Regions from separate parts of the Homo sapiens genome. Here all the other regions are linked to region 2. A link is a contact called in ENCODE Hi-C or POLR2A ChIA-PET data. All regions are on one chromosome and are shown on one strand. The core of a region is the stretch at or near the end of the contact, and the rest is flanking DNA. Distances in the headings are between cores, read along the strand shown. Region 1 overlaps LINC02815 (long intergenic non-protein coding RNA 2815). Region 2 has its middle 150 kb from the start of LINC02815. Region 3 overlaps LINC02815 (long intergenic non-protein coding RNA 2815).

What was found. Hi-C counts contacts between places; a loop is a spot of excess contacts on that map. ChIA-PET counts read pairs that join two places held with the same protein, here RNA polymerase II (POLR2A). Pooled maps may share reads with other maps.
Region 1: a loop to region 2 is called in a map of sigmoid colon, with 1.9 times the contacts of the local background. The contact joins two enhancer-like sites. A Hi-C loop is called at or near these places in 1 of 168 maps with a recorded cell type or tissue (sigmoid colon) and 2 of 50 pooled maps.
Region 3: a loop to region 2 is called in a map of posterior vena cava, with 2.0 times the contacts of the local background. The contact joins two enhancer-like sites. A Hi-C loop is called at or near these places in 1 of 168 maps with a recorded cell type or tissue (posterior vena cava). POLR2A ChIA-PET finds 5 or more read pairs at or near these places in 1 of 52 experiments (SK-N-SH).

What each region holds. Positions count from the first base shown.
Region 1 is chr1:229,108,151-229,111,477 of GRCh38, forward strand. The region is part of intron 2 of LINC02815 (long intergenic non-protein coding RNA 2815); the gene reads right to left. Among named protein-coding and RNA genes, the nearest start is that of LINC02815, 45 kb to the right of the region's middle. RefSeq lists enhancers at 94-617, 618-1,139. Within about 2 kb of position 1,293, at least 13 of the 41 ENCODE cell types and tissues checked have a DNase peak (open chromatin) inside an H3K27ac peak, as active enhancers do.
Region 2 is chr1:229,002,007-229,005,452 of GRCh38, forward strand. No RefSeq gene overlaps it. Among named protein-coding and RNA genes, the nearest start is that of LINC02815, 150 kb to the right of the region's middle. Within about 2 kb of position 1,730, at least 4 of the 41 ENCODE cell types and tissues checked have a DNase peak (open chromatin) inside an H3K27ac peak, as active enhancers do.
Region 3 is chr1:229,089,866-229,093,356 of GRCh38, forward strand. It overlaps LINC02815 (long intergenic non-protein coding RNA 2815), which reads right to left. Exons shown (of 5, transcript NR_186727.1): 3 at 2,222-3,423; 4 at 1,641-1,872; 5 at 1-86. Among named protein-coding and RNA genes, the nearest start is that of LINC02815, 63 kb to the right of the region's middle. RefSeq lists enhancers at 1,628-2,560, 2,561-3,491. Within about 2 kb of position 2,127, at least 3 of the 41 ENCODE cell types and tissues checked have a DNase peak (open chromatin) inside an H3K27ac peak, as active enhancers do.

The sequences.
Region 1 (3,327 bases), core at 43-2,542, 110 kb after region 2:
GAGGCCAGGAGTTCAAGACCAGCCTGGGCAACATAGCAAGACCCCATCTCTACTAAAAAGGTAAAAAATTAAAAGAGTCCACTGGTGCACACCTGTAGTCCCAGATACTAGTGAGGCTAGGGCAGGAGGATTGTGTGAGTCCCCACGTTTGAGGCTGTCCTGAGCTATGATGACACCACTGTACTCCCCTCTCTGGGCACCAGAGTAAGACCCTGTCAAAGAAAAGAAAGAAAAGGAAGGAAGAGGAAGAAAGAAAAGAAAGAGAATGTTGGCAGATGTGGCCCTGAGGCCACACAGGCTGGAGATCCACACTCAGTGCTCCCCAAGCCAAAGCTGGGACCAGCCTCCGGGGCTGTTCATGGTCTAGCAGTCCACAAGGCAGACTGAGGTTAGAGGCAGGCCCTGGGGCAAGGGGAGGCTGAGGGAAGCACCCAGCCCCACCCTGCACAGACCTGCAGTGGAGATGCACTCTGATCAAACTAGGGGGCGAAGGATGGCAGGCAGGGGGTTGTAAGGACAGTGATGACCAGTCCTGATGCCTGCACAGTGCACACCAGCACCAGCCCTCACCAATAGCAGGAAACAACACTGAGCTCCCCTCCAAGCGTGTCCATGATGTGGCTGGTCTGGGAAGCGGAGGTTTCCCAGAGCAATGTCCAGAGCGTGGAGCAGAGACTCGCTCTGGAGGAAGCCAGGGGAGCAGCCTCCTCCCTAGAGCTTTGGAAGAGCCTGGGTTAAAGGTTAGCTGGGTGCTCAGAGGGCAAGGAAATGCAAAGAGAAGCGGAGCCGCCTGGAAGGGTGGGTCTTGGGAGCTCAGCTGAGCTCATTAACTTTTAAAGCTGTTCTTGCCCCTCATCCCTCACAGCACCTTTCCCCAGGCAGCCTGAATTGCACAGCCCTGCCCGGAAGCTGCTGCTGCTGCTTCAGTGACTCTGGCACCCTGAGAAGCCTGCGTCACCCTTAACCCAGTAATAACTGGGCTATTCAACCTGTCAGTCCTTCCCAGAACCCAGCAGTCCCCCAACGCCTGAGAAAGGAAATGCAGCCTCCAAAGGCACCAGGCCCACTACTGGGAAAATTCTTAAGACACTGACATTTTAAGTTAAGCCCATGGAAGGGGAAAACTCAAGAGAGCTCATTAAACCTCCCAGGTAAAAATGCTGTAATGGAAAAGGCTGGGAAACTGACAAGCAAAAAAGTGTGACCCTTTCTCGGGTTTGACGCCCAGTCTCTGGCCAGCCTGGCCCTGACCTCCCACCCCCTGGGGTCCTGTCCACCAAGGAGTCAGAGTCAGCACTGGCCTGGCTGGGCCTTCTAAGTGCAAAGGAGGCTGTTCCAGGCTCCCTTGGGGTATAAAACATTTACAAGTTGGCAAATTGTGGTTACACAGATTTGTTATTTAAGCCAGTTAGACATGGTTCGGCCCCATGATCAGCCTTTCCAGTTCCTCTTTGTTTCTTTGTTCTGTCAGCCCTTGGCAGTGCGGAGTGACAGAAATAACCCTGACCTCCCACTTCAGCTGCTAGGAAGCTGTCTGGGGCCAGGCACAGTGGCTCACACTTCTAATCCCGGCACTTTTGGGAGGCTGAGGCAGGAGGATCTCTTGAGCCCAGGAGTTGTAGTTTATAGCGAGCTATGATCACGCCACTGCATGCCAGCCTGGGTGACAGAGCAAGACCCTGTCTCTAGAAAAAAAAAAAAAGAAGCCGTGCAATCTGGGCACCTCAGGCACTCTCCATCAAATGCATACATTTCCACTCGGAAACGTGTTATCCCTTCCGGCTTCAACATTCAGCAGCTGAACACAGGAGAGAAGCAGAGTTGAGGCTGCAGGTAGGTTTTCAGCATAGGCCAGTTCTGCTCCTGGAAATCAGCTTTCAGCATCTCAACTGCTTCCCAACCCACCTTTTCTAAGCTTTCGTGGTTACTTCCACAAAACTAGGCATTACTATTGCTTTGAGATTTTTGTGAGAGTCAGACAAAGGTTTGTATTTACCAGAGTTCTTGGCTGCAGGCAGCTGGAATCAATACTAGCTAGTTAAAGCAGAAAGAGTAATTTATTAAGAGGTCTAGACAACCCATAGAATTTTCAGGAAGGCTAAACACAAAACAGACCATAGGCGTAGCTTCTGGAAGATGGCTCCTCTTCCAGTATCACTGGGACCTCACTGCTTCTGCAGTTATAGGCCACGAGAGTTGCACAAAAACGAAAAACTAAGTTCTTTCCCAAGCCACCACTACTGGAGGCTTCATGTCAACCTAAGCTAAAAATATTCCTAATTAATTAACAGCATATTTGACTTCCCAAACCCTAAGACTTCCCAAACCCTAAGAATGTATTTCTTCTCATTTTCCATGGGAATTCAAACTCATCTCTTCATTCATTTAATATGTATTGATTGAATGTCTTCTGTGTGTTATGCTCTACAAATTTGATCAATAAGACTGAGCCATGCTCTCAGCAGCTAAAAGACCCAGTGAAGAATCACAGCCCTCAGAGGTAAGTGCCTCATAGAGATTATCCCAATATGCCACGGGAGCACTTACATTAGAGCACCTTACCCAGCTGGGCAAGGGACGGGTAAGCTTCCCAAAGAAGCCGCCTCCCAGCTGAGCCCTAAAGGAAAAAGAGAGTTGCCAACTGGCACACACGATATAAGCCCAGGAGCAGCACATGCAAAAATTTGGGGATGCACAGAGCTGATGCCTTCAGAGAGCTGTAAGAAGCAACTATTTGAGAAGAGATTGGAGATCAGGCCAAACAAAGGCCTGATCGCTGGAGGCCCTGTACAGCCATGTGAAGAAATTTGGATTTTATCTTCAGGATAGTGAGGAACCGTTGTATGATATATTTAAACAATTGATCAGATTTGCAATTTAGAAAGCCCCATCAGGGCCAGGTGAGGTGGCTTACCTGAGGCTGGGGTAGGAGAATCACTTGAGGCCAGGAGGCCAGGACCAGCCTGGGCAACATAGCATGACTATCTCTACAAAGAAATTTTTTAAAATTAGCCAGGCATGAGGGTGCATGCCTGTAGTCCCAACTACTCAGGAGACTAAGGCAAGAGGATGGCTTGAGCCCAGGAGCTGGAAGCTGCAGTGAGTTATGATAGCACCACTGCACTCCAGCCTGGGTGACAGAGGGAGACCCTGTCTCAAAAACAAAAACAAAGAAAGAAAGCCCTATCAGGCTGCACAGTGCTTGGTGGAGGGGAAAGTCACTGTCATGGTGACTTAGTGGAGAGAGGGGTGCTGTAGGGAGTAGACATGGGGCTGGTTTCCATGTGAAGGCTGTAATCGACATGACATGGGGAAGGATGAAGGGTG
Region 2 (3,446 bases), core at 480-2,979:
TATGTATCCCTGTCTAAGTCTGTTTTGTGCTGCTGACCTGAGGCTGGGTAATTTATAAAGAAAAGAGGTTTCTTTGGCTCACAGTTCCACAGGCTATACAAGAAGCATGGCGCTGACATCTGCTTTTGGTGAGGACCTCAGGAAGCTCCCAATCATGGCAGAAAGTGAAGGGGGAGCAGGCATGTCACATGGCAAGAAAGAGGGAGCAAGAGGGCGGGGAGAAGGTGTCAGACTCCTTCAAACAACCAGCTCTCAGCTCTCACGTGAACTCATAGAATAAAAATCACTCATTATCTTGGGGAAGGGCATCAAGCCATTCATGAGGGATCAGCCCCCCATGACCAAACACCTCCCACTAGGCCCCACCTCCAACACTGGGGATCAAATTTCACATGAGGCTTGGGGAGGACAAATATCCAAACTATATAAATCCCTCAGTGCAATTACATATCTATATCTAGACATCTATCTCTACACACACGCATCCTGTTTCATTTCAGAAGTGTTCGTGTGTTTAATTATGGGTGCTATGTCAGACTCACTCAGTGTTCAATAATTTGTGGTATATGCATGCTTGATCTTTCTGAAATCTGAGGAATCCTGAAGTCCAAACACATTTGTTCCCAGTAGTTTTAGATAAGGGGCAGGAGTCCTGTAATACTTCTTGACCTGCCCTTCAGGCCTGTGGTGCAGACTGCACAAGCCACTAGCCATGGCACACATGGTAAGCTGTGAAGCCCCGGGTATAAAGGACAACATTCCCCAGGGCCACTGCATTAGTCTGCTAGGGCTGCCATATCAGAGCCGCTTAGACTGGGTGGCTTACACAACAGACATGTATTTTCTTGTGATTCTGCAAAGCTGGAAGTCCAAGATCAAGGTGTTACCAGGGTAGCTTCTCCTTGGCTTGCAGTTGGTCATTTTCTCCCTGTGTCCTCACACAATTTCCCTGTTTGTGTTTGTGTCCAGTCTCCTCTTCTTATAAGGACACCAGTCAGATTGGATTAGCCCATCCCTGTTTTAACTCAATTACCTCTTCAAGATCCTGTTTCCAAATACAGTCACATTCTGAGGTCCTGAGGATTAAGAATTCAAGATGAATTTGGGGGGACACAATTCAGTCCATGAAGTCAACATTTAGGCCATTCCAGCCGCCAGGTCTCCTGGCTTAGTGTTTAAACCTGTGACTTTCTACGCTTTACACATAACAGCATACCTAAATTCAGGCAAAAGCTGGGTGGTGATGGAGACATGCCTTTCCTGCCTGCAAACTGTGGCTGTATGATTCCCCTGCGGGCGAGCCTCTGGGAGTTTAGAGTGTCTCATTAGAAGAGCCACACTGAGAGAAGTCCTAATAAATAATTAGAAGTACATCTGCTAACTCTGTGGAACTTCGGCCCAGGCCCCGCACCAGGCCAGTGTGAAAGGGAGGTTAATCAGCCGGCACCCCGGCGGGGTTTCCCTTTGTCCATCACACCTCGGGACAGGGGGAGGGGAGGGAGGAAGGAGGTGCCTCAGGTCCTGGTGCCCCCGAGGCCTGGTGAGGCCACTCGCTCTGCCCTGTAACTTCAATGAAGGGCACAGCTGGGAAGAGGATGACCAAATGGAAGACACTGTCTTTCCTGGCAGACCATCCGTCTCTGTTTATTGTCCTGTGTTTTCTGATGGGGCCACACTGGGGTTTGGCCAGCAGTGGCAGGCCCCCTGTGTGTCTGTAATAAGACAAGCAGTGGAGTCTGTCGGTCAACAAATATTTATTGACCTCCTGAGGTCACAGAGCCCGGGGCCTGACTCTGAGGAGACACTCTGGCTACAGCCATTGTTCACCAGGCAAACACCCAGGCAGCGGAAGGCCCAGATGTCCTCCTCAGCCTCGAGCAAGGGCTGCAGGCCAACACCACGTCAGATGGCAGCTCCTTTCATGGGCTTTCCTAGGGCTCTGGAGATGGTCCAACCAGAAACCATTACTAAGGGGTTACTTTACCGAGTATCTTGGTGTCTGGCTCAGGGTTGGGCTCACAGAGCTAATGCAGAAATGAACCCACCTTCGTTGGCCAATAACAGATGCTCTTCCCGCCTCTAACAAAGCCCTCACAGCCTTCATGCCTGCAGATTTTTCACAAGCTGTACCCTTTCTCAGGGGCATTTTGCTTTCTAACAGCATCAAAACACCACACTGAAGGGACTAGACCAGAGCTGTGAGTGGACTCCCGGGCATGAGCACAAGGAATATTTTTTCTAGTCAGGGTTTTACAGGCCCCAAAACAATATTATGTAAGCATGCATAGCTGGCTCTTGTTCTGTTACACTCACTTATGTATTTTCTTCTGCTGAAAGTGTGGACTTATGTGTGTGGCATTAAGGAAAGAGAGAGCATCAGTCACCCTGAGATAATCATGCGTCCTTGGGGGCTTCCAGTATGGCTGAGAGAGATAAGGAAGGCTGGGGTAAAACAGCGCTTCTCTGCTTTTTACCTCTGCTTCTCCATGAGATAGAGGGTAATGGCGTTTTGTTCCTTCCACAAGTGACGCACTTTCAAGATGGAAGAAGATACACTGTGAATAGACATCGGGACACCCTTGGCTGTTCTGTGCTTCCCCGGCCCACCTGGGGAAGCCAGAGGTCTCTGTCCCTTGGCTGCTCATGTAAAGAGGTCCCTTGGCCTGGCTTGGGGCAGAGATTCTCTGCAGAAGTGGGCAGAACACAGACGTGAGGGGTACGCGTAGGAGGATTCGTTCACACACCTGTTACTGCTCGATTCAGCTGCTTTTGTCCATCGCATCAAGACCCTGTAGGAGCAAGTTCTAAAGACTTGAAAGCTAACACCAGTGTCTTTTCTTTCTTTCTTTCTTTTTTGAGACAAGGTCTCACTCTGTTGCTCAGGCTGGAGTGCAGTGGTGTGATCACGGCTCACTGTAGCCTCAACTTCCTGGGCTCAAACAATCCTCCCGCCTCAGCCTCCCAAGTAGCTGAGTGAAAACACACCACCAACCCTGGCTGATTTTTTATGCTTTTCTAGAGACGGGGTTTTGCCATGTTGCCCAGGCTGGCCTCCCATAGTGCTGGGATTGCAGGTGTGAGCCACCACGCCCTTCTTGCCAGTGTTTTCTCAAATTCCTTACATCTGTTTTGGCTTCAGAGTCCCTTCAGACCTTCTGCCAGGGAGTGTAAAGTGCCCCCTAACCCTCCTTTGCACTGGCCATGGGTCCTGCTGTACTTTCAGAATGCTGCCCAAGCATAGTGCCTGCGCCTCAGGGACCTGCAGGATGTGCATGTGTGAGTGTGTACGGCCTGTGTGCCAGTGTGTTTGGTGTGTGTGTGTGATGTGTGAGAGGATGTGTGGTGTGAAGGGTGTGATGGTGTGAGTGTGAGAGTGTGTGTGAGTGTGTACATGAGGCTAACAATGACTGCACACTTCCTCTGTATCTGACACATCCCTAGGGTTT
Region 3 (3,491 bases), core at 877-3,376, 88 kb after region 2:
AGAGCCCAGTGGAGCCAATGAGTACTGAATGACTTCATTCACTCATGTAACAAGTATCTAGTGACCTTGAGTATGATCCAGGCCCCCTGTGAAACAGACAAACCAGAGATAAATGTTAGATGCCCTTGCATTTCCCCTGGGGGGTAGACAGAGATGTGAACAGAAGCCCTGGGCTTTCCTGGGGAGGAGTCCTCACCCCCATCAGAGCACAATCCCCACCAGGGTGTGTCCACAAGCTGAACCACAGAAGCTCTGGACCACTCGAGCCTGATTACCATCTGGGGGCAGAAGGAGGGGGACAGAGTGCTCCAGAGGCATCATTCTGTTCCTGCACCCTCCACCCTCCTTCCTCCTTGGTGTCTGGGCAGAACTTCCTTCCATTGCCCATCTCAGTTGTATTCCCTTTATTCACTCTCCTCCTCACTTTTTTGAAATTAATTTTTTTTTAATTAGAGATGGATGTCACTATGTTGCCCAGGCTGGTCTTGAACTCCTGCCCTCCAGTGATCCTCCCACATCAGCCTCCCAAAGTACTGAGATTACAGGCATAAGCCACCACGCCTGGCCTCTCCTCCCCACTCATAATGTTTGTTTTTAAAGTTTGCATAAATAACATCCAAAATAAGTTATTTGTGCTCCCCCAACAGCCCCTGCCCCAATCTAGCCTTTCCCTCAGTTCTCCATCTCAGCAAAGATATCTGGGTCCTGCCGGTTACTGGGCAGCCGCCCTTGGTTCCTTTCTTTTCCTCATGCCCACAGCTCTCCTTCCAAAACTGCTGTGAGCTTGCCTTAGATTGAAGGCTTACCCAGCACTTAGCAAAAGGTTACCCAAGACTTACCAAAATGACCTCTTTTACATACTAATTCCTCCCCCTGCACTCCTTATCCTGCTGTTTTTATCTAAAACACATATCACCTGGCCAAGCACAGGGGCTCACACCTGTAATCCCAGCACTCTGTGAAGCCAAGGTGGAAGGATCACTTGAGCCCAAGAGTTCGAGGCCCCATGGGCAACATGGCAAAAGCCCATCTCTACAAAAAATCCAAAAATTAGCCCAGCATGCTGGTGTGCACCTGTAGTCCCAGCTGCTTGGGAGGCTGAGGTGGGAGAATTGCTTGAGCCCAGGAGGCCAAAGCTCCAGTGAGCTGTGATTGCATCACTGCACTCCAGCCTGGCTGAAAGAGCAGCACCCTGTCTCAAAAAAAAAAAAAAAAAAAAAAAAAAAAAAAAAAGAGTATCACCTCCTATCATAATATTGACTTACGGGCCAGGCATGGTGGCTCACACCGGTAATCCCAGCACTTTGGGAGGCCGAGGTGGGCGGATTGCCTGAGGTCAGGAGTTTGAGACCAGCCTGGCTAACATAGTGAAACCCCGTTTCAACTAAAAATACAAAAATTAGCTGCGCATGGTGGCACATGCCTGTAGTCCCTGCTACTCAGAAGTCAGGAGAATTGCTTGAACCCAGGAGGCGGAGGTTGCAGTGAGCCAAGATCGTGACACTGTACTCCAGCCTGGGTGACAGAGCAAGACTCCATCTCACAAAAAAAAAAAAAATTGACTTACTTATTATGTTAGATGTTTGTCTGCCCCATCCCCACCACTCCCATAAAGGCAGAGGGTTTTATCTATTTCATACCTGCTGCATCCCCAGCGCCGAGAATAATGCTTGGCCCAGACCAGTCATTCAATAACTGTATCTTGAGTAAACAGAGAGAATTTATCAGAAGCTACTAGAATTAGCTAGGCATGGTATTGGGCTCAGCTACTCAAGAACCTGAGGTGGGAGGATTGCTTGAGCCCAGGAGGTTGAGGCTGCAGTGAACTATGATCACACCACTGCACTCCAGCCTGGATGACAGCATGAGACTCTGTCAATAAATAAAGAAATAAATAAAAGCAACCAGAATCCGAGCGTGTGGACTTAGAGGCCTGGGCAGTGTGTAGGTGGTGGTACCTGGACACAGGTGTACGCAGGGGTGTAAGAATGAAGGCCACCCGAGAGCCTCATGCCTCCCTCCAGGGGATATACCCAGTATATGAGCAAGACAAAGCTGCCAAGCAGGGACCTCCTTGCAGGGGCCACCCCTCAGAGTAAAGAGGCTCTACTGGAGGTAACAGTGCCCAGGGGAGCTAGCTGAGGGAGAGCCAGCCTTTTTGGCAAGCCACCACAACTAAAAACAAGGCTGCCCTGCCAAGCCACACAAGTCTGAAACTCACCGTGCTGTTTCCACGATGCTGTTTCCATAGCTCTTTAGGACCTGTTCGTCCAAAGGCTGGTGGTGGTGAGAAATAAAATGGAAATTGTCGCAAATGAAGCTTTTAGAGTGGGTTTTCTCTCTCTTGCTAAAGCCTCTCACTGCAGCTTGAATTCAGGATATGCACAAAGAGATACTGGAGGACAGTCTTTGGGGGTGGGTAGGGGAAGGGGTCACTCAAGTAATCAGCTTTTAAAATGCAATTTAATACAAATATTGATTGAATACCTGCTGTGTACAAGGCTCTCTTTGGGGATGTGGGCTCTGAACCAGAGTAAGATGTGGGCAAGAGACCCTCTGAGGCTAGAGCTGCCTCTGAGAGCCCTCCAAGGGGAGCCAGGAGAGGCCTCAGTTCATTTAACATGCAAATGTGAGCAGCATCCTCTCCAGGCAAAGCTTCATTGCTCCTGTTTCGTTATAGCTTCTTCCTTCCCAGGGAATGAAGCTTCCCAAGAGAAAACCCACATTTTCAAGCTGCACTGTTGATTGGTCACGATCTCCCCACCCCCACGTGCCCCTTCTTAGCTAGACTCCATTGTAATAGCTGGTGACTTCTCCCCGGTTCACAGGATTTCATGTGGTTCACCTACAAGCCTCATTTCATTTTATAGTCACTATTTTCTCAGCCTTCCCTAACAGCAGATGTGGCTGAAGTAGCTATTTCTCAGATTGGGTTACCCAGAAAGTATCTTTGATATACAAAAGGCTATTTATTCTCTTCCACCATGCATATCCCAGGCTCACGCTAAGCCTTTATATTTTATTCATTAAGTCAGTCCTCAAAATCCTGATGACAGCTCAGGCAGTAGATCAGAGAAGGAAACAATTTTTCCATTTTCCACCTGGGAGGTGGAGTTCCACGTGCCATCACCAAGTAAGGGTGGGGTTGCCTCTGTGAGCAGCCTCTCCACAGGCTGCTTTGCTGTCTTCATAGTTTGGGGGTGGCAGGAAATAAAGATGGCTGAGCACCTGCAGCTGCTTCTTCCGGAGCAATCATGAGGTAGTTTCTGGTGTCCTGTCCCAGCTCATACATGCTGCGTTGCTTGTGGGTGGTGATGGCTGAGGTGTGGCCTTGTCCCTGGCTGGGTGGTCCCAACTTCTCTATTGCTGGCTGGGTGGCATCCAAGTCTACTCTCTGGCCCTCCTGGAGATTCTTCAAATTCCCTAGAATAATGCAAGAAATTCACCCCTCGCTTAAACTAGACAGACAGGGCTGTTAGGATAGGAGGGGA